Linked DNA regions of Homo sapiens: all the other regions are linked to region 1. A link is a loop called in an ENCODE intact Hi-C map of the cell type or tissue named here. Cell type or tissue: OCI-LY7. All regions are shown on one strand.

Region 1 (5,000 bases):
CTCTCCCCACCCCATCCCTAGGGTCCTGGGTCACTCTCCCCACCCCATCCCTAGGGGTCCTGGGTTACTCTTCCCTTACCCCATTTCTAGGGGTCCTGGGTCACTCTCCCCACCTTCATCACTAGGGGTCCTGGGTCACTCTCCCCACCCCATCCCACAGACTGGGTAGCTTACACAAAACAGAAATTTATTTCTCACATTTCTGGAGTCTAGGAAGTCCAAGATCAAGGCACCAGCAGATGTGGGGTCTGATAATGCCTGATTCATGGTTCATAGATGCTGGCTGTCTTCTTGCTGTGTCTTCACATGGTGGGAGGGGCTGGGAAGTTCCCTGGGACCTCTTTTATAAGACATGAATCCCATTAATGAGAATTATGACCTTATGACTTAATCACCTCCCAAAGGCTCCACCTCCAAATACCATCACATTGGGGATTAGGCTTTTACATAGGAATTTTGTGGGACACAAATGTTCAGTTTTTGGTAGGGAGTGAGGAATGGTTTGCCTCTGCTGAGAGGTATATTCTGTCATTGACATTGGTTAGAATTGCTGGTTTCTGGTGATAATAAAGAGCAGAATGACTTCTCATTGGTTTTATCATTATCATTGTTTCTTTATTCCCTTTCTTTCTTTTTTTTTTTTTTTTTTTTTTTTTTAGAGAGTGTCTGGCTCTGTCACCCAGGCTGGAGTGCAGTGGCATGATCTCACCTCACTGCAATGTCTGCCTCCTCAGCTCAAGCCATCCTCCCACCTCAGCCTCCTGAATAGCTGGGACTACAAGCATGCACCACTACACCAGGCTTATTTTTGTATTTTTTGGTAGAGACACGATTTTGCCATTCTTTCCAGGCTGGTCTTGAATTCCTGGGTTGAAGCAATCCTCCCGCCTCAGGCTCCCAAAGTGTTAGGTTTATAGGCATGAGCCACAACGCACAGCCTGTTTCTTTATTGTTATTGACTATACCAGGGATTAAAGTGCTCCCAAGCACCCCCTCACCTTTGTATGTCACTGGTAAAAAAGATTCTTATATTAGAAGGAAAGTTATTCTAAGTCACTTTTAAGTTCCCTTTTAACTTTGAAATAATGTGACTTTTTAGAAACAAATACCCAGGGTTGCTGAAGCTATCCTGCACACATACATAATATATATTAGGCTTTCTTGCTGAAGCTGGGGATGATTTATATTTAACCAAACACCTCTTAGCACAGCAAATCAACATGCCTTCAGATAGAGCAGTGTTAATACATTATTCCAATAATGTTAAGAGAGCACATGTGTGGTTTAAGAAGAGTGCTGTGTTTTGCATGTCTCCTAATTTCCTAGAACTTCACTCTGGCTTTCTTAACAGGTAATGCAAACAGATTAAGTGATATTATGCTCCCTTCCGCAAAGGCTTTACTTCAGCACTTACTTTACCATTTTTAGATGCAGTGTCTTAAAAATATGCAAACATGTGCACTTGTGGGTGAGTGTGGCAGATGCTGTTTGTGCTGGTGAAGCAAGGCACCATCTGCATGGAAAGGTCATGCTTAATTGTGTCAGCACTGATTTCTGAGTAATGAAAGCCTGGACAAAAATGAAACTTCAAACACACCAGCATTTTTGCATTTAAGTCTGCAAAAGTAGCTGCTAACTCAACCAAATGAAATTAAACAAGGTTACGCACTTTTGGATCCTGTGGGCCCTATCCAAATACTTTTTGTCTTCTTGTCCACACTTCATCTGAAAAGATTGCTGTGTTAACTAACGGGAGCTAATGGCAAATAACAAAGATAATTTGACCAACTGGCCAGCTGAGATATCTCCCAGATTCTTAGCTTCCACGAAGCACCAGGGTAGATTCAGCTTTTGAAAATGGGTAAAATTTGAAATCGTTCATGATAATGTGTGTGAATGGAGCAGCTCAGCCAAAATGTCAGAACGTTTGGTCTACCTTGGGGTAGGACTTCAGAAATGAATAAGAGGAGTCTTAGAGCTTTTCATGGAGAGCATCTTAGAGGGAACCTACTTCAGTTCCCCTATTTAACAGGTTGGGCAAGTGGGGTTGGAAACTATTAAGATACTTGCCTGAGATTTCACCCCTAGTTACAGGGATTCTGGCACTTCTGACTGAGCCCAATTCTTTCCTTGCTGAGTCCAGTAATAATACAGCTAACTTTGGTGCTTTCTTTTAAATCACAAAATGTTTTCCAGGCCAGCATTAAATTAATAGAAAGCTTGAACCTCAGATGTATGTTATTTGTCCATTTGAAGCCTGCGTAAAACAAACTCCGCGGGAGTAAAAACTGTGGCTTACAGGTCCTCATATGACTTACTTTGAAACCCCATCAAAATAAATATTTCTTAAAATAGCCCTGGAAGCAATGAGAATGGACATTATAGAAAATATAGCCTTACTCTAGCGCTCCCCTCGCCACCCCCAACCCCCGGGTGTATTTAATTTGTGGATTCGCCCTACTGGCTGTGCTTACTACACCTCTTCCCCTCCACTTCCACAGGCAGGACCTCTGTGATGAGGATATGCTATCACTAGGTGGCAGTAATACCGCGTTGGTGGGCGCGGGGGAGCTGTTTTACCTGAAGTCAAGATTAGATCCATCGCTTTTTCCTTCCTCTCTATGAAAGTATAGTTCTTTATTAAAGTAGCTGAATTCAGGTGATACTACCCAACACCACATTTGTAGAAGATTCCTTAAACGCCAGACTACTAAACCATTAAATGATTCAGGTATAATTTATTACCTGTCTCACCAAGTTTTAAATGGTTCAATTCTTAGTTCTGCTCTCTTTTCCCTTTAAAGCTTTGAGACCTTTACTGAAAGAATTTAAATGAGTAGGAAGTGATTGAAATCTAAAAATTCAATTTTATACCTAAAAATGATTTTCATTTCTGCAATTGCAATATATTTTAAGCACTTACTTTTTCCTCAGCTCATTTGGTAAATATAAATCTTCAAAGCATTTCAATTTTCATTTAAAATAAGGAATGTAGGTGACTCTAAAACTGCTAACGTAGAGCCCTGTCACAGTAACGGTGACTGGAAATAGTGAAAATTCTTCAGGGTTCTCAGCGTTACAGTGAAGGCAGCTTGGGAACAGCTCCCCGATTACAGAGACAGTGACTCAGCCACAGCAACAACTTTGAAGTAGATTTTGTCACTGTTCCTGGGTGGCCCATGGGTCTGAGTTTTCTCTGTTAATCATATAAATATGAGATCTTTGGTATTTTAAATATTTTAAGGGTGGTAAAGAGAAGTTTCTCTTAACATGTAAATGTTTTTGTTCTGTCTATCTAAAGGAGACATTATAGAGATGATTTTTTTTGAGATGGGGGTCTCACTGTGTTGTCCAGGTTGGTGTTGAACTCCTGGCCTTAAGTGATCCTCCTGCCTCAGTCTCTCAAAGTGCTGGGATTACAGGCATCCGTCATTGTGCCCAGACACAAAGTGAATTTTATCCAGAAGGTTAGGTGGGGGATGGAAGCAGGAGGAAGAGCAAAATTATGAGGAACTATGAGTGGTTAAAAAAAAAATGTGAAGAGAGCAGGAGAACTATAAAAGAGAGTACTGACAGGATGGTGTGATAGGTGACTGAACCAGTAATCCACCCGAAGCAAAAAGGATAAACCTGGCCCTGAAGGGGGCCACATCAGAGCAAAAATAAAGGCTTCAGAAGACCCTGGAGGGTGGGGAGCATGGAGGTGACACACTGGAAGCTGAAAGCTAAGGGCTGCAGCAGGGCTTCTCCCAGGACAGGCTGTGCACCACCAGCCTCAAAATCCCCAAGGCACAGGGCCCTGGGGCCTGCATCTTGGACAGTTGCCCCAGGTGATTCTGATGTTCGGCAAAGGTTGAAGAGCACCCGAGTCTGTGGAAGAGCCTGCAGACCAAAAGTAATGTGGTGACGGGTCTGTGGGCTCCTGGGGCAATAACGAGTGCCATAAGCCTGTGCCAAGAAAAGATGGTACCTTGTGACCTAATAAGCTATCCACGTTTGTGTCAGTCAACACCCATCACAAAAGAAGCCTGTCATTCCTTGGACCATCTGTGTGTGCTCACGAGCAATGGGCTGTGTAAGGAGAAAAAGAAGGACTTCCAAAACCAAGAAAGGTTTTCGGGCTTGGAGGTATCAACTAAGTAACCTCAAACTCTTTTGTCTCAGTAACTCTTGGCTGCAGCTCAGCTGAGACTCAGCTATGCTGGCATCAGGAGTTGGCGGCTCCCTGTGGAGATCCTCCAAGTGCTCTCAGCAAACAAGGCCTTCTTAGGGTAATAGGTTGCTCGATGACACTGATGATCCAGATGACCAGAGGTCCCATGGTGGGGGACTTAACTTGATCCAGGCTTAGGATACAAACCAGTCTGACAGACAAGGGCAAATAGGAAAGGGATGGAGCTGGACTTCTGGGAGTAAAAAAGGGAGTCCCTGGGAGGAAGAATCCTTATAGGTGAGGATTCACGGCTTCAGGGCCAAGGGCAGGCAGGTCTTGGTGGTTGTTCTTGGCCTTAACTCAACCTAATCTTGCCTACTCTCTAGCAAGATTTTGTGTCCTGGAAGGAAAGGGCATGATGATGCTCAGTAGTGTTATTGCTTCCTAAGTGATCCAAGTCACCTCAGCCTGTTGGGTTGAGGGAATCCAAGTCCCCTAACCCTTTCCTTTAATTAATGAAAAGAATATCCCCTCCAGGCTTCCCTATCTCACATGCTGTGGCCAATCCAGTGATCTGACAATCCAGTGAGATTTCCATGAATTCTGGGGGCTTACAATATCATAGTTTCTGTTCCTCTTACTTCCTGCTTCCATTGACATCTAAGCCACTGAGCCAGTCAGCCAGCGTGCCTTGTGAGGTTGTTCTCTTCTCTCTGTACCACCTGACCAAACAGTAGACATGGTGCCTCTAAGTGCAGCTGTCTTGTCAAACGGTCAAGGATAGCAGACTTGACTAAAGTTTTGCTTAGAGAAATGGAGGAAAGTTTGCATTATAACACAGCTTACA
Region 2 (5,000 bases), 77 kb before region 1:
AGCCAGGAACAGTTTTTCCACGTCTTTTCACTTAGTGCCATAACGTCTCAGCTGATGTATTACTGCCTCCAGGAAAGCCTTCTCTGGCCCACTGTCTGTCTGCATCAGCCTCCTCTTTTCTAGGTTCTCATATCCCTATGAACTTTTTAACAACACTTGCCACCAGTTTTAGTTTTACGTTTGTTATTGTGAGATTATTTTATTGGTAACACATTCACTTTTTACATTGGAAGCCATGTGAAGGCAATGATTGTGCTTATTTCTGTTTTTCATAGTATCAAAGTATTAAGTGCCACAAATACTGGCCGCTTAATATTTGCATGAATGAAAAAGGAAAAAGGCTGTTTTTTGTCACTATAGCCCCTGCTGATAATCTTTCATGCTTTTGTGTACCATGGACTGATCATTCATTAGTAGTTTTAATGGAGAGTTATCTATGTCTTAGATTCTTATTAATAAACTGCATGAACTTGTAAATATTATAAACATTTCTATAATACACATTGATTCAATTTCTGGGAGAATTTTGGGGTCTGTGGTTTTTCAGAAAATACATGAGAATTATTATGTCTTTGAGGTGCATAGTTTGAGAAAATGAAATATTTTATATTTTAACTTTTTAAAATTTTATATTTTAACTTTTTTTATATTTTAACTATTTTCTTTTTCTAGTGTTGAAGGGCTCCATGCCATTGTTGTGTCAGATAGAGATGGAGTACCTGTTATTAAAGGTAAAACTGAACATTTAAATGCAAATGTCTTCTTTGCTTTTGACTAAAAATGTGTGTAATTTACATCTGAGTAGTACAGCAGGCAAACATAAAATTCATTTTAGTAAATTTGGGAGATGGTCTTAGTATTGGGGAAAGTGTTTGCTTTTGTATGTTGAAGGTTGAATTTGAATCTACAATGTATTATATATCACATGTATCATATTAACATCTAGAGTTTAAGCATGGATTTATCACAGACCCATTTCCCATTAAAGACATTTACAGTGTAACGTAAACCATTAGTAAATCTAAGTGATGAGAGTGAGCATGTATTCAGCTAGATATACACACAGACACCCCTACTATATATATATGTGTGTGTGTATATATATACATACCACACACACATTTTATCAAATTGCTAGTTGTTTTAGGATAATACCCATGTATTTGGATCATAAGTAAACATGATGTCACAGAGAGTCAGTATGGATTCAGACAATTTTTACTATTTCTATATTATGGTATTATGAGAATGGATGTTCCTAGTTTTATTGGGACACTATAGTGGCTTTATCAAAGATTAAAGATTGGATAATGTTCTGTATATTTTGTTTACAATTTTCCACCTGGAGTTGTCATATATATCAGATAATTTTAGACTTTAGAAATGAAAGGAGGTTTAGAAGTCAACTAATGTAGTTCTTTCATTTTATAAGTGAAGGTGATAAAGTGCAAAGACACTTGGACTTCTTAGCAGTTTTAATGGAGAGTTAGCTATGTCTTAGATTCTTATTAATAAACTGCATGAATTTGTAAAGATTATAAACATTTCTGTAATACACATTGATTCCATTTCTGGGAGAATTTTGGCAAACACATTATAAGAACAAAGGAGGTCCTGTGGTTTATAATCTTCGGACATTGCCGTCCAAAGTCGGACATGAGTCAGTAACAAAACAGTAATAGAACCCATAATCTCCTGATGTGTGGTCCAGTGTGCTTTCTAACCCACTATAAAATGGCTGTTGAATGGCTGTGGACAGATTGCTTGCCTTCTCTTAATTCCGTAATGAGGGATTTGAACAAAATAATCTCAGATTTTCCAGCTCTAATATTCTTCATGAGGATCTCTGTGTTAAAGCCTTGAGCCCTGCACTCATTAATATAACAAACTCCATGCAAACCTTTTAATGAGTGAGAGAAACATGAAACAGGTAACCAGCTGCAGATTGTTAATATCTATGAGAGATACTGCTGCTGTGGGTTTTATAAGAGCAGAAGTTTTGTAACTTTTTTCATTAGTTTATTCTAGCCTAGTCCTCAGATAACCAGTTAAATGTACTTGATTAATCTGTTTTAAGTTAGATATCAAGAAAATGTAAACATTTAGTTTTCTTTTTAAAATTTAAAAAAATTGTGAGAGTCAGCATTTTTTCTCTTACTTGTGATCAGTGAACTTTTGATTGAGCAGTTTTTCCTGATTAGTGATGAGACCCCATTAGTGATATGATTTTCAATATTGTGAAACATAACCTTTGTGTTCAATTTTAAAAAGAGGTTTATGAAAAAAAAGGGCTGTAAATCTCTCTACCATATCCTCTGCATAATTTTTATTTAAATCACTTATTTTTCTAGTGGCAAATGACAATGCTCCAGAGCATGCTTTGCGACCTGGTTTCTTATCCACTTTTGCCCTTGCAACAGACCAAGGAAGCAAACTTGGACTTTCCAAAAATAAAAGTATCATCTGTTACTATAACACCTACCAGGTAAGTTCATAATTATAAAATGATTTGCTGATTTCAGTTGTCATTTTTGTGCCTTTTATATATATAAAATAGTTTGTGTTATAGTTCTCAATTTTAGTTTTGAAGAGGATGAAATTGTAAAATTTTAGCCTTCAAATTGGTTGTATTAAAATGTAGTAATTTTCTTCACATTTCATACCAGGAAATAATTACTATGGAAAAGTAATTAAGTGATTTAATAAAGTACATGTTATCCTAAAAAGAGTATGTCAGGTCACTGTTACCTCCAGTAGATGGTGCCGTTAGCTAAACAACTGTGATTTCTCAGCTGACACACTTTTTTTGTTGTAGTAACAGATAAAAAAAACTTTCCTTGAAAGTTTATTAAATTTGCTCTTGCTGCTAATTCCTTCATTTTTTGGAAATATATATATGTAATAAATGAGATTATTATTTGTGGGAAAGAAGTTAGTTTTTAGTTTTTGCATGTCTCTTGATCTCAAGCTACATTTTCTTAAGACTAAATTAATTCCTTGTGCTTTAGAGCGATGTTTCCTAATCAATTGATGTAAGTTACTCTTTTTTTTTTTTTCTTCCAAGACAGAGTCTGGCTCTGTTGCCCCATGCTGGAGTGCAGTGGCATGATCTCAGCTCACTGCAGCCTCCGCCTCTCAGGTTCAAGTGATTCTCACGCCTCAGCCTCCCAAGTAGCTGGGATTACAGGCATGTGCCACCAGGCCTGGCTAATTTTTGTATTTTTGGTAGAGACGGACTTTCACCATGTTGGCCAGGCTGGTCTTGAACTCTTGGCCTCAAGTGATCCATCCACCTCAGCCTCCCAGAGTGCTGGGATTACAGATGTGAGCCACCGTGCCAGGCCCATCTTTTATTTTAAAAGTTATATATTTTAATGTGTATTAAGTAAAAGATAACCAAACCATCTGACCTTTAATTTCATCAATAAGGATTAGGTTTAAACTAAGTTTTCTTTTTTTTTGAAGGTAGTTGATTTAAAGTTACTTTAAATTTAATTTAAATTACAGTAATACACAAGAACCAGAAAATATCATGAAGATAAAACTACTTGAATAACTGAGAAATACTGCATTTATCCATTTAATTATCAACTATTTATTAAGTCCTTACAATGTAATTGATATTCTGTTGGGCTTTAGAGATAAAAAGATGAAGATATGGTTTCACCTTAAAAACTTTCCAGGCCAAATGGTATTAATGTCTCTAAGAGATCATCACTAATTCTGTTTTATGGAAATATTCACTGAAATATAAAGTTCCTTTCTGTTTCATAATATAATACCATAATGTTGGGCTAAAACATTGATGATTTTAAAGTTTTTGAAAGATTAAGACATTTCAGTTTAGTTATACTACCTTTTCATAATGCAACATATTATTTGGCTCTTATTTTCTTTTTAGGTGGTTCAATTTAATCGTTTACCTTTGGTGGTGAGTTTCATAGCCAGCAGCAGTGCCAATACAGGTGTGTTTAATGACCTTAAATATCACTTTAATCCTTAATTTTAAAAAATTAATTTAATTACCATACCTTAATTTAAGAGGAATAGTAGATTTAGAGCCAAAAATCTTGAACTTGTGGCCCAGTTTCACTGTCTTTTTTCCATGTCTTGGGAAAAGTGATTTCTCTGAATCCTGGTTTCCATATCTGTATAATGGAGATAATATATGCTTTCTCCATCTTACAATGTTATTTTCTAGTTCAAATGAGACAGTGTATGGGTAAGTGATTTTTTTTTTTTTTTTTTGGAGACAGGAAAATTAAATGTTATCTGAGTGCTACATCTTGCTCCCATTACAGCAGTTTAAGAAAACAAGGTGAAGATAACCCAACAAAACGCATTAAAATGATCGATGAGTTACAGACCAATCTATTAAATTAGAATTTTTTAAATTTTACCTAATGGGGAAAATGAATGTGATTGAGAATTTAAAGAGCATGAATAGGATGAACATAGTCTCACTCTTCTTGAGAACTGAAGAATTTGAGAACAAATGCTAGGAAGCTGTACCCTTTATAGAGAATAGTAAAATTCCATTGTATCCAATACCTTCACTGGATATTTATGTGTAAAATAATGACTATTCACTTGGTTGTAATTTTTTTACTTCATTTTATATAAAGTAGGATTTTTATTAAAAGGTCTGTCTCCTTTAGATTTGATTGCTGTTGAGAATTGTAATATATTTTTTTCTATTTGTTTTTTCTTCCAAACTGAGCAAGTTCTTCTAGCTATGTCACTGAAGCCTGTTCTTAGATACCTCATCTTTAGAATGAGAGGTTTAGATTTGATGATCTATTAGATCTCTTCCATTTCAAAACATTTTAGGAATCTGTAAAATACTGTATGTAAAAACACTTTCTGAATTATATAGGATAGTAATGGTGTTAAGATTTTAAGTATATTTAGGAAATATACTAAATCTGAGTTTTGATAAATCACCTATCATCACATACTAAGTCACCAGTTGTTATATACTATGATAATGTACAGAACAA
Region 3 (5,000 bases), 340 kb after region 1:
TTAAAAGTCAAAACAGCCAAAAATAACTACACAGGGGGATTTATTCCTGGTATGCAAGGCTGGTTTAATATATGGAAATCAATCAATGCGATACATCACATTAACAGACTGAAGGACAAAAATCAAATGATCATATCAATTGATGCAGATACAGCATTTGACAAAGTTCGAGATTTTTCTTGATAAAAACTCTTAACAGTTTAGACATAAAAGGAAACTTCCTCAACTTAAAGGTCATCTATAAAAACTCCCAGCTAACATCCTAATCAATGGGGGAAAACTAATTAATTGTTCTTGATAATACTTTTAAACAAGAAGAAGAAATAAAAGGTACCCAATTTGGAAGTGAAGAAGTAAAATTATCTCTATTTTCAGATGACATGATCCTATATGTAGAAAACCCCAAAGGCTCCACCAGAAAACCGTTAATATAATAAATGAATTTAGTAAAGTTGCAAGATATAAAATCAACATACAAAATTTGTGACATTCTATATACAAATAATGACCTAGCTGAAAAAAAAATCCCATTTACAATAGCATCAAAAAATAAAATAAAATATTTAAAAATAAATTTAACCAAGATGGTGAAAGACCTCTACAAGGCAAACTATAAAACAGTTAAAGAAATTGAAAAGAATACAAACAACTGTAAATACATCCCATGTTCACAGATCAGCAGAATTAACATTGTTCAAATGACCATACTACTCAAAGCAATCTACAGATTCAATACGATTCCTACCAAAATACCAATGACATTCTTCACAGAAATAGAAAAAAATTATAAAATTTCTATAGAACTACAAAACCCTCAATAGCCAAAGCAATCCTGAGCAAAAGAAAGAAACCTGCAGGTATCACAAGATCTGACCTCAAAATATACTACAAAGCTATAGCAACCCAAATAGCATGATACAGGCATAAAAACAGACACATAGACCAATAGAACAGAACATAGAGCCCAGAAATAAATAAATCCAAATATGTATGGTCAATTAATTTTCAACAAGGGCACCAAGAAAACACAACGAGGAAGGGATAGTTTCTTCAACAAATGGTGCTGAGAAACTGGATTTAGTCCCAAAAATAAATAAATGGGACTATATCAAACTGAAAGGCTTCTGCACAGCAAAGGAAAGAACCAACAAAATGAAAATGCAATCTACAGATTGGGGAAAAAATACTTGTAAACCATATACCAGATAGGAGGTTAATATTCAAAGTTTATAAATAGCTCATACAAACATATATAACCCGGTTTTAAAATGGGCAAAGGACTTGATGTAGACATTTGTCAAAAAGCACATAAAAATAGCTAATGGATACATTAAAAGGTACTCAACATCCCTAATAATTAGAAAAAAAACAAATCAAGCCTGGGCGCAGTGGCTCACCCCTATAATCCTAGCACTCTGGGAGGCTGAGGCGGGCAGATCACTTGAGGTCAAGGGTTTGAGAGCAGCCTGGCCAACATGGCGAAACCCTGTCTCTACTAAAAATACAAAAAATTATTAGCTGGGCGTGGTGGCAAATGCCTGCAATCCCAGCTACCTGGGAGGTTGAGGCAGGAGAATCGCTTGAACCCAGGAGATGGAGGGTGCAGTGAGCCCTGATCGCGCCACTGCACTCCAGCCTGGGTGACAGAGTGAGACTCCGTCTCAAAAAAAAAAAACAAATCAAAATTACTGTGAAATACATCTTTACACATCTTAGGATAGCTATTATCAAAAAGAGAAGCAACAGAATGTGTGGGTGAGGGTGTGGAGAAAAGGGAACCCTTGTACACTGTTGATGGGAATGTAGATTGGTGCAGCCATTATGGACAACAATAAGGAAGTTCCTAAAGAAATTACAAATAAAGCTACCATATAACCCAGCCATCCCTCTTCTCTTGGCTTGCTGGCTTACTGTGTATTTCTCAACTCTGCCTCTATTTTCACATGGTCTTCTCCATCTCTCTGTGTTATCTCCTTTGTGTGTCCTAAAAGGATACAGGGTGTTGGATTTAGGGCTTACCAAGATAATATAGAATGATCAAGAGATCCTTAACCTAATTAACATCTGTAAAAATCATTTTCCCAAATAAAGTCACATTTATAGGTCCCAGAGAATTAGTATATGAACATTTTTTGGGTGTCCACCATTCAACCCAGTAGAAGGTGACTGTAGGATCATGGTTCTTTTAAACAAAGTAATGTGGCAGGGGAATTGAAACCCAAAAACACGTGAGCAAGTTCACCAGTGTCGCACAGAAGCCAGTGGCAGAACTGGTTCCATGTTTAGAAAAAATGGGAGAAGTGGTGCATCATCAGCCTGAGAATGTTGACAGATTCTCAAAATTCACACATATGAATGAGCTCTTTGTTTCTCATTTTTCTGCTCCCTCAGCTGAATAAAAAGGACAGACAGTGGAAATGTTTCCTGAGCTCCTTTAGGGAATCTTAGGATGAGTGACATTACTTTGGATTACCAAAGTAATGCAAAGTATTATGCATTTACTTTTTCCAGTCAGTGGGTCTAATTACTATCAGCTGTTATCAAGCAATATCTTAGGTTTATTTCTGTTAGAACTCAAAATGGAGCACTTCTGAATACATAGTTCTTCTGGCTCTGAGAAGAGATATTTCAATTCATTGAGAGAAGTGCTGTAATTTAAGTGTTGATAAAAGAAGTTTAAAGAGCATTCTCTGCCATTTGCATATCCATATTAGATATTTCACAGATACTGAATAGTTAAAATGATAGTTGGTTTATGATTTAAAAAAAGCTTTTAAGGAAAAATTACTGTAGGGTGTGACAAGAGAAAAGACAGCAAAAAGGCACTGGAATGCCTACTTTTAAAAATAGCTGATTATGTACTATCTAAACTTGTCAAAAGAATATATCTATATCAGGGTGGCTTTCTGGAGTGGGAAGAGAAATTCAAGATTCTTTTCAAACCGATGTTAATCTAAGTCTACCTATATATTCTCTTCTAACATCTTGTTTCCAGTCACAGGGTTTAAGTGCTATATTCACCACTAGGTGGTGGTAACACACCAGGCACAGACTTCACGGTGCCCAGTCAGCTAGGGAAGAGGTGGAACACAAGATTGGAGGCAAGAAAGGCTGTGGCCATTTACCTCCCTAAACTAAAAACCCTTAGAAGGTAAAAGTAAAGGCTACTATATAGCCCTTTCGATAAGACATTATTGATAAGTTGGAACATTCTGCAATACGTTACTTCCACTGACATAATTGACATTTTGCATCCTACCTCAATAATTGACATTCTGCAACCTACCTCAATAATTGACATTCTGCAACCTACCTCAATAGTCTTCCATTTTTTCTTCACTAAAGTTAAGCTATAAATACTTATAATAATACATCCCAAGATAAGCAGAATTAACAATTAAAATAATCCCTACAAAAATGCTTTACAAACTCACAAGTGCCAGAGAAATATGGAATATGCTTGGCCCTTAAATTTTTATTCAAGGATGAGAATATTTAGAAGAGTCCTTCTCGCTCTGGGAATACCAAAGGATCACTTGGGGACTTTTTGCAGCAGATTCTCCAGATATTTAGGTGGGATTTACCCTCTGTGATAGTTCAATAAATATTTACTGAGTGAATGAGTGACTTAATGAATGAATACATAAGACAAGTGTGGAGTTGGTGAAATGAAAGGCACTGACTTAGAGATAGACTCTTATGGCTGGACAGTAGGCTGTGGGAAAGGAGGGCAAGGGAAGAGGGGGAGACACAAAGAATCTCCAGTCAGTGACAGGCACTGTCCTTCCAGAAAAGTTGGAATTTGGGCAGTTGCAGTAACCCTGAAGCACCTGGATGTTAACAGACCATGTGCAGAAGTCAGCAGTTTGAGAGTTTCCCTCTGAGAATACTGAGTTTGTTAATATCTGGTACCAGGGCTTTATTCCAAGTTGAAGAGGCGTCTCCTACTTCTAATCTGTGGCTGGTAACCCTGCCTCAAGGATAAATATTATCCTCCTAACCCTAGGATTTTCTAAGTATTTGCTTTCTCTGAAGATATGTTGGTCCTCTCTGGCTATGGACTAGAGGAAACCTACAGGGCATAGCCCAGGACCACCTCTGTCCAGGACAGTACCAATGACCCTTGGAATAAAGAGTTTTGGCTCTTAACCCAAACATCAGAAGCACCTGAGGAGCTTTGCAAAATCGTGTAGGCTCTGAAGTCCAGCCAACAGTTTATGTTTGAAAAACCTTCCCTGGTGATTGATAAAGACCCAGGGTTGAGAAAAATAACTAGAACCAGGCCTCAAAGACTTGCTCTAGGGCCAGAGGGCACTGACCGCTCCACCAATGCCCTGTCACCCTGTTCCCTGTCATGTTGGGTTTATACAATACTGAGTTTTCAGTAGCTTGACCAGTACCAGAAATGTTACAGTATTAAAGGCAAATTTGACAGCCCAGCTGCTCATTTATGGTCGCCTGGGGGGACATCCTTTTCTTTTTCCTAGAATAATAATATTAATAGCTAATTGAATGATCACAATGTTCTACACTCCATTAAGCAATTTACATGCATTTATTCCATTTAACCCCCACAATCATCCTACGAGGCAGGAACTTTTATTACCCATATTTTACAGGTGAGAAAATTGAGGCTTATAAAGAAGTTGTGGATGGACCACTTAGTTTGGAAGGTGGCAGAGTCATGACCAGAACCAACTTGCGTTTGAAACCAAAGCTTCTGTTCCTCCAGAGCACATATTTCTGTTATCTATGGAGGCAAGCTTCATGAAATAATCTGACTGATAATATCTATAGGTTATTGAAACAAAATCCAATGCAGTCTGGAAGGAATAATAGTAGAAAATGTAACAATCATTGTGTCATTTCTGGCTTTAGTAGGAAATAAATAGGTGGTGTCATCAAGGTGAGTTATTGCAAAGAGTTTAAGAGATTATTTATAAACCTATGGATAGCATTTTGTAAAAGCAACCAGAAAGGGTCTAGGACCCTGGAGCTGG
Region 4 (5,000 bases), 170 kb after region 1:
TGGTCGTCCCTCTCAAAAACTACATATCAGAGACATACATTTTGGAAACCTACTGCACAGTGAAGATTAATGCTGTAACATGTCCCTTAAATAATCCACTAGTCAATTGAGATCACTATAAACCTTAAGATTAAGACCCCAAAACACTTGAACCCATATTGCACAAAGACAGACATCCAGGATTCCTCACATCTGTCTAGTGGTTGGGGAATATAGAGCAAGAAAGGAAATTAAGGGCAGTTTCAGATCTTATATGTCACCTCTGAGTCACCTCTGGCTTCTGGCTCTTGTTTCTAATCAATTCTCAAACTACAGTCTCCACTTTGCACCAAGTATGCGTCATTTTTCTCTGCACTGCATTACCCCACCAGCCTTCATTGCAGCACACTCACCCCATCCTGAGTATTCCAGAAACAGCGACTGTATGTGTGGCAGGATTTGGCTGAAGGTTTGCTGTAACTCGATGGAGATTAGCAGGTAGTTCATCATATGGCAGGCAGCTGCATTAGCATACACCTTAAACCTGAACCACTGGCATTCCAATTCTTAAATAGCCCCATGCCATCTCTGGCACGAGATCATTTTCTCTGGTTGTTGAGTTTATTTGTGCTCCAGACACTCTCCTAATTGCTAGAGCCCTCTACTTTCATCTTCCACTTCCTCTGCTCCCTAGATTTCTGGCTCCCCATCCTCCATGTTTCTGTAATTTCTTGTATACAGCAATTTACCTATCTAATGAATCCCTACTGATGCAGACCCACTACACTATATCCAGAAGATCTTACTTTCATAAATAAGCATGCCCATTGTTCTAGTTATGTACTACTGAGAAACAATCTACCTCAAAACTTAGTGGCTAAAAATAACAAAAATCATCTGCTTAGCTCATGAATCTGCAATTCAGGCAGGGCTCAGCATGGCAGATTTGGGTGTGATTCACATAGTATCAGTCTAGGAATGGGAGAATCCACTTCCAAGATGGCACACTCACATGACTGGCAAGTTGATGCTAGCTGTCAGCTGGAAGCTTAGCTAGGCCCAAGAGAAAAGGGTCTTGATTCCTCTTCATTTGGGCATCTTGCTGCTTGGGCTTCCTCAGAATATGATGGCTGGGTTATAACAGTAAGTATCCCCAGAGACAGGAGGCAGACAGTGCCAGTTTCTTAAGACCTATTTCAGAAACTGACAGAGTCACTTTCATCATCTCTATTTGACAGGAAATCACAGAGCCCAGATTCAATGGACAGGAACATAAATTCTACCTCTCAATGGGTGGAGTGCCAAGAACTGGGGGACATGTTTTAAAAGCACCATACTCATTAAGAGGTGTTTTTAAACGGTTTTTTTTAAAAGGAATTCTTAAGTCAGTTCTTCAATCAGTATCATCTCTGTGAAATAAGTTTAGTAATAGCACTATTATTAACAGTATATAAAACACTATAGTGTGTGTTTATGTATATAATATACACAAACACAATATATTTAACAGTATTACAATATACCATATTATATTTATGACATATGTATCATTATAATGAGAAAATTATGAGATAATATGTATCACTCCTAGCCTATAGTTAGCATTCAAGAAACATTAACTGCTATGATACACCTCCCCATTATAGAACCTCTGCTTCTGAAAACTTCAAATTCACTGTTATACAGCGTACTTAAAAATACTCAATCATTTATTGGGATTCCTTGTATGCATTATATTTACAAATATAATGCATATTCATTGAAAAAAATTTAATTACAATATTTTAAAAATTAGAAAGCAGGGGGAAAAATTTTTACTTGGAGACCCACTGCACAAATTGCCTCTAGAAAATAAATATTTATAAGTATATTTGATATTTTACATGCTATTTTGTTGTCTACTTTTTTTTGCTTCATAATATTGTACCTCTTCATTTACCAATTGTCAGGTTCTAACGAAGATCCAAGGGGAGTCGGTGGGCGAGTGCGGGGGAGCTGGAAAAACACTCAAGGAAACGTAGACAGTTTCGACATGGCTTTACTCTTTCTAGGCACGAGCGAGTCCAGGCACGAGCCATATGTACAGCGTTAGCAGGATAATTATACCTTTTACAAACAATAGTCGCTCCAAGCCTAGCATGAACTCACGTGGGTGATCACCTAATGCGCCTCATGTGGCGTGGTTACACAATGAGCAGAGTTGTGCACCTCTGCTCCAAACTCACTGAGTCATGCTGGACTGGATGTCTGCCTCGGCCTGTTTTGACCACAGCACATCCATTTTCCTTACACCAATATTCTACCTCTTTGTCTTCCAATATTCTTGGAGGAATGACTTTTAACTGCTCTATCTTTTTTCTCATATAGCTGTATTATAATATGTTTAATCAATCTCATATTTTAAAGTATTTATAGTTTGGAGCTATGAAAATGATGCTGCAATAAATATTTTTGAACATAAATCTTTGTAAGCATCTCTGATTATTTTCATGAGGTAAAGTCCTCTAATTAGAATTACTAAACAAAAGTGCATGAGCATTCTTAGAAATTTTGACACATGAGATTTTGAAATGTCTTCCTCCCTCCATCTCCCAATTCCACCATCCCCCTACACACCTAAATCACCAGTTCCTTAGAAATATTCTATGCTAATGAGAGCTGCCATGCAAACACTGCATTTAGAAACCTCATATTTTAGCACTTCACTTATTTCAAATTATCTTGAAGGTGGAAGCATGAGCAGCTCCTTGTGATTTGCAGAAATACATATTTCACTGCAGAAAGTAGTATATAAACTTTTACTTTGACATTTCCCTCACTTGCTACTTTACAGACATCAGGAAAGAGTAATGGACTAATGGTCTTATGTGGTCTTAGGATTGTCCTTGTCTTTCTTCGTTCCTGGGTCAAGTTTCTCTAGAACAGGGCTCTCAAAGTGTGGTCCCCACATCAACAGCAGGGGAAACTTAACGTGTTTTCAATGCAAACCCTCAGACCATCTTACACCTGTTAAATCAGAAATGGACAGGGAGTGGTGAGAAGCTGCAATCTGTATTTTAACAAGCCCTCCAGGTGCTTCTCATGCAAATTTGGGAACCACTGCTCTGGAACACTGTGCCCTGGCAACACAGTTTGGTCACTTCCTGGACGGCAGCAAGACTGATATTCCTGAGTAGAAAACTCTGCTCTTGACCCATTATATTAGTGTACTAGTCCCCAGTGAGATATTTTCTCTCCAATCCTCATTTTCCTCAACGATCTTTAAAAATGGAGACAATAAATGCCTGCCTCAGGGTTTTTGTGAACATTTCATAAAAACAATTCTTAAAAAATATTGTTTTCCTTCTATATTGATACAGTTAATCTAGCCTTTATTTTTTGAACATTTATCTTTTTTTTTTTCTTTTGAGGGAAGTGTCAGAGTACCAGGGCATGAGGGGAGAGTAAATTGCTTTGCTATGGAGGCTGTAACAGAAATCTGCCCACTTCAAATGGCACCTTGGACATCCTGAAGAGCAGTTTAAGTTATGGATGTCCTTAGCATCCATAGGGAACAGCTCAGGGGTCATTGAACACAGACTATACACTGCATGAAGAATACTGAGGATATATACATGGCGCTGAGTTTGAGAAGCTCACACTTTATTTAGAAAGATATTTACATAAGTAATCTTAAAGTAAAACTTCTAAAAAATAATGACATAAGGCAACAGAGAAAGGCAGTCACCTAAGTTGGTTTGGTTAATTTCCAGTTGGGTTATATATTTAATAAGCATACATGGGAAGCAAGTGTCTCCATAGCTGGCAGATTCTATGTGCAGAAAATGTAATAGGAGCTGGGCTTGGTAAGATTTGTTTCGGCAGAAGGGAAGGGGGAAGGCAAGAACACAGAAACAAACAGCTAAGGGTAAGATCTGTTTGGGACAGTGCATATTTCAGGGGCAGGAAAGGTGATATTCATGAAAAGTCATGCATAGGAGACAGGAATGAAGTGTGGAACCTGAGTGTGAGGAGAGAATTGAATTCTAGTCTTAGGAGCTCAGACTGGATCTTGCCATAGGTAGCAGACTCCTCTAGAGTTAAATCTTGCAGAATTAAATCCAGACTCTGCCTTTCGCCAGCTGTGAGACATTGGACAAGTCACTGAATCCCTCTGTTTTGATTCTTCCTAAACAAATCTAGTGTGTAATAATAGTTCCTACTTGGTAGGGTTCTTATGAGAAGGAACTGATTTAATGCCTGTAAAGGGCCTAGAGCAGTACATGGCACTTAACAAGTGTAATATAAAATGTTTGCTAAATAATAAAGGTAGAGAAAACTTTGTTTAGGCATGTTAAGTAATGTTAATTCTTGGGAATTGTCTGCTCACCTAACAAGTGCTTTGTATTTACCATAACTCCTTCAGATCTCATTAAAGAGCGAATGTCTGTTTTTTTTGTTGTTGTTGTTTTGTTTTTTTCTTTTTTTGACGGAGTCTCACTCAGGCTGGAGTGTGGAGTGCAGTGGCATGATCTTGGCTCACGGCAACCTCCACCTCCTGGGTCCAAGCGATTCTCTTGTCTCAGCCTCCTGAGTAGCTGGGATTACAGACGCCCACCACCCTGCTAGTTTTTGTATTTTGAGAAGAGACAGGGTTTCACCATTTGAGGAATATATGAGAGCATCTCTACCTTTAAGCATCTCTGTGTATCTTGGCAATTTGAAAGATTCATTGCACCCTGAAATTTTACTCCATGACTGTTTACATGGTTAATCTTCAGGCAAATTGAGTGGGAGAAGTATTTTAAAAAGATAGATATCCCCAAACCAAATAACATTGACTCATTTTCACTAACAAAGGAAATCAGTTAATTTATAACTAAAGCCTATTCTGGAAAGAGAATGTCCACACTTTTACATGTAATCCTAGAAGATTATGGCAGGAATCTTTCTATTAAAAATAGAAGGGTGAAAATAGCTTACAGATTTACATCATGTTCCAGTTAACTATGAATAAATTAAGCTTTTATGAATAGGATGGT

Evidence for each region. Peaks named below come from ENCODE experiments on the same cell type or tissue, not always from the same donor. Only the 100,000 strongest peaks of a DNase experiment are listed, where the experiment ranks them.
Region 2: it touches region 1 in a loop (7-fold over the local background); 44 of 110 quality-filtered maps call a loop at or near these places.
Region 3: it touches region 1 in a loop (3-fold over the local background); 13 of 110 quality-filtered maps call a loop at or near these places.
Region 4: it touches region 1 in a loop (2.3-fold over the local background); 8 of 110 quality-filtered maps call a loop at or near these places.

Annotation. Positions count from the first base shown.
Region 1 is chr4:99,805,991-99,810,990 of GRCh38, reverse strand. No RefSeq gene overlaps it. Among named protein-coding and RNA genes, the nearest start is that of DAPP1, 8.3 kb to the left of the region's middle. In OCI-LY7, CTCF peaks have their summits at 2,331 and 2,530 (motif pointing right); DNase peaks (open chromatin) are centred at 1,460 and 2,530; H3K4me3 peaks cover 1,491 bases; H3K27ac peaks cover 1,428 bases.
Region 2 is chr4:99,883,027-99,888,026 of GRCh38, reverse strand. LAMTOR3 (late endosomal/lysosomal adaptor, MAPK and MTOR activator 3) reads left to right here. Exons shown (of 7, transcript NM_021970.4): 4 at 673-731; 5 at 2,352-2,485; 6 at 3,902-3,965. Among named protein-coding and RNA genes, the nearest start is that of LAMTOR3, 8.9 kb to the left of the region's middle. In OCI-LY7, CTCF peaks have their summits at 2,547 and 2,748 (motif pointing right); a DNase peak (open chromatin) is centred at 2,766.
Region 3 is chr4:99,461,097-99,466,096 of GRCh38, reverse strand. No RefSeq gene overlaps it. Among named protein-coding and RNA genes, the nearest start is that of ADH7, 28 kb to the right of the region's middle. In OCI-LY7, a CTCF peak has its summit at 3,020 (motif pointing right); a DNase peak (open chromatin) is centred at 3,036.
Region 4 is chr4:99,631,109-99,636,108 of GRCh38, reverse strand. No RefSeq gene overlaps it. Among named protein-coding and RNA genes, the nearest start is that of C4orf54, 24 kb to the left of the region's middle. In OCI-LY7, no CTCF peak of the experiment used is centred here; a DNase peak (open chromatin) is centred at 3,058.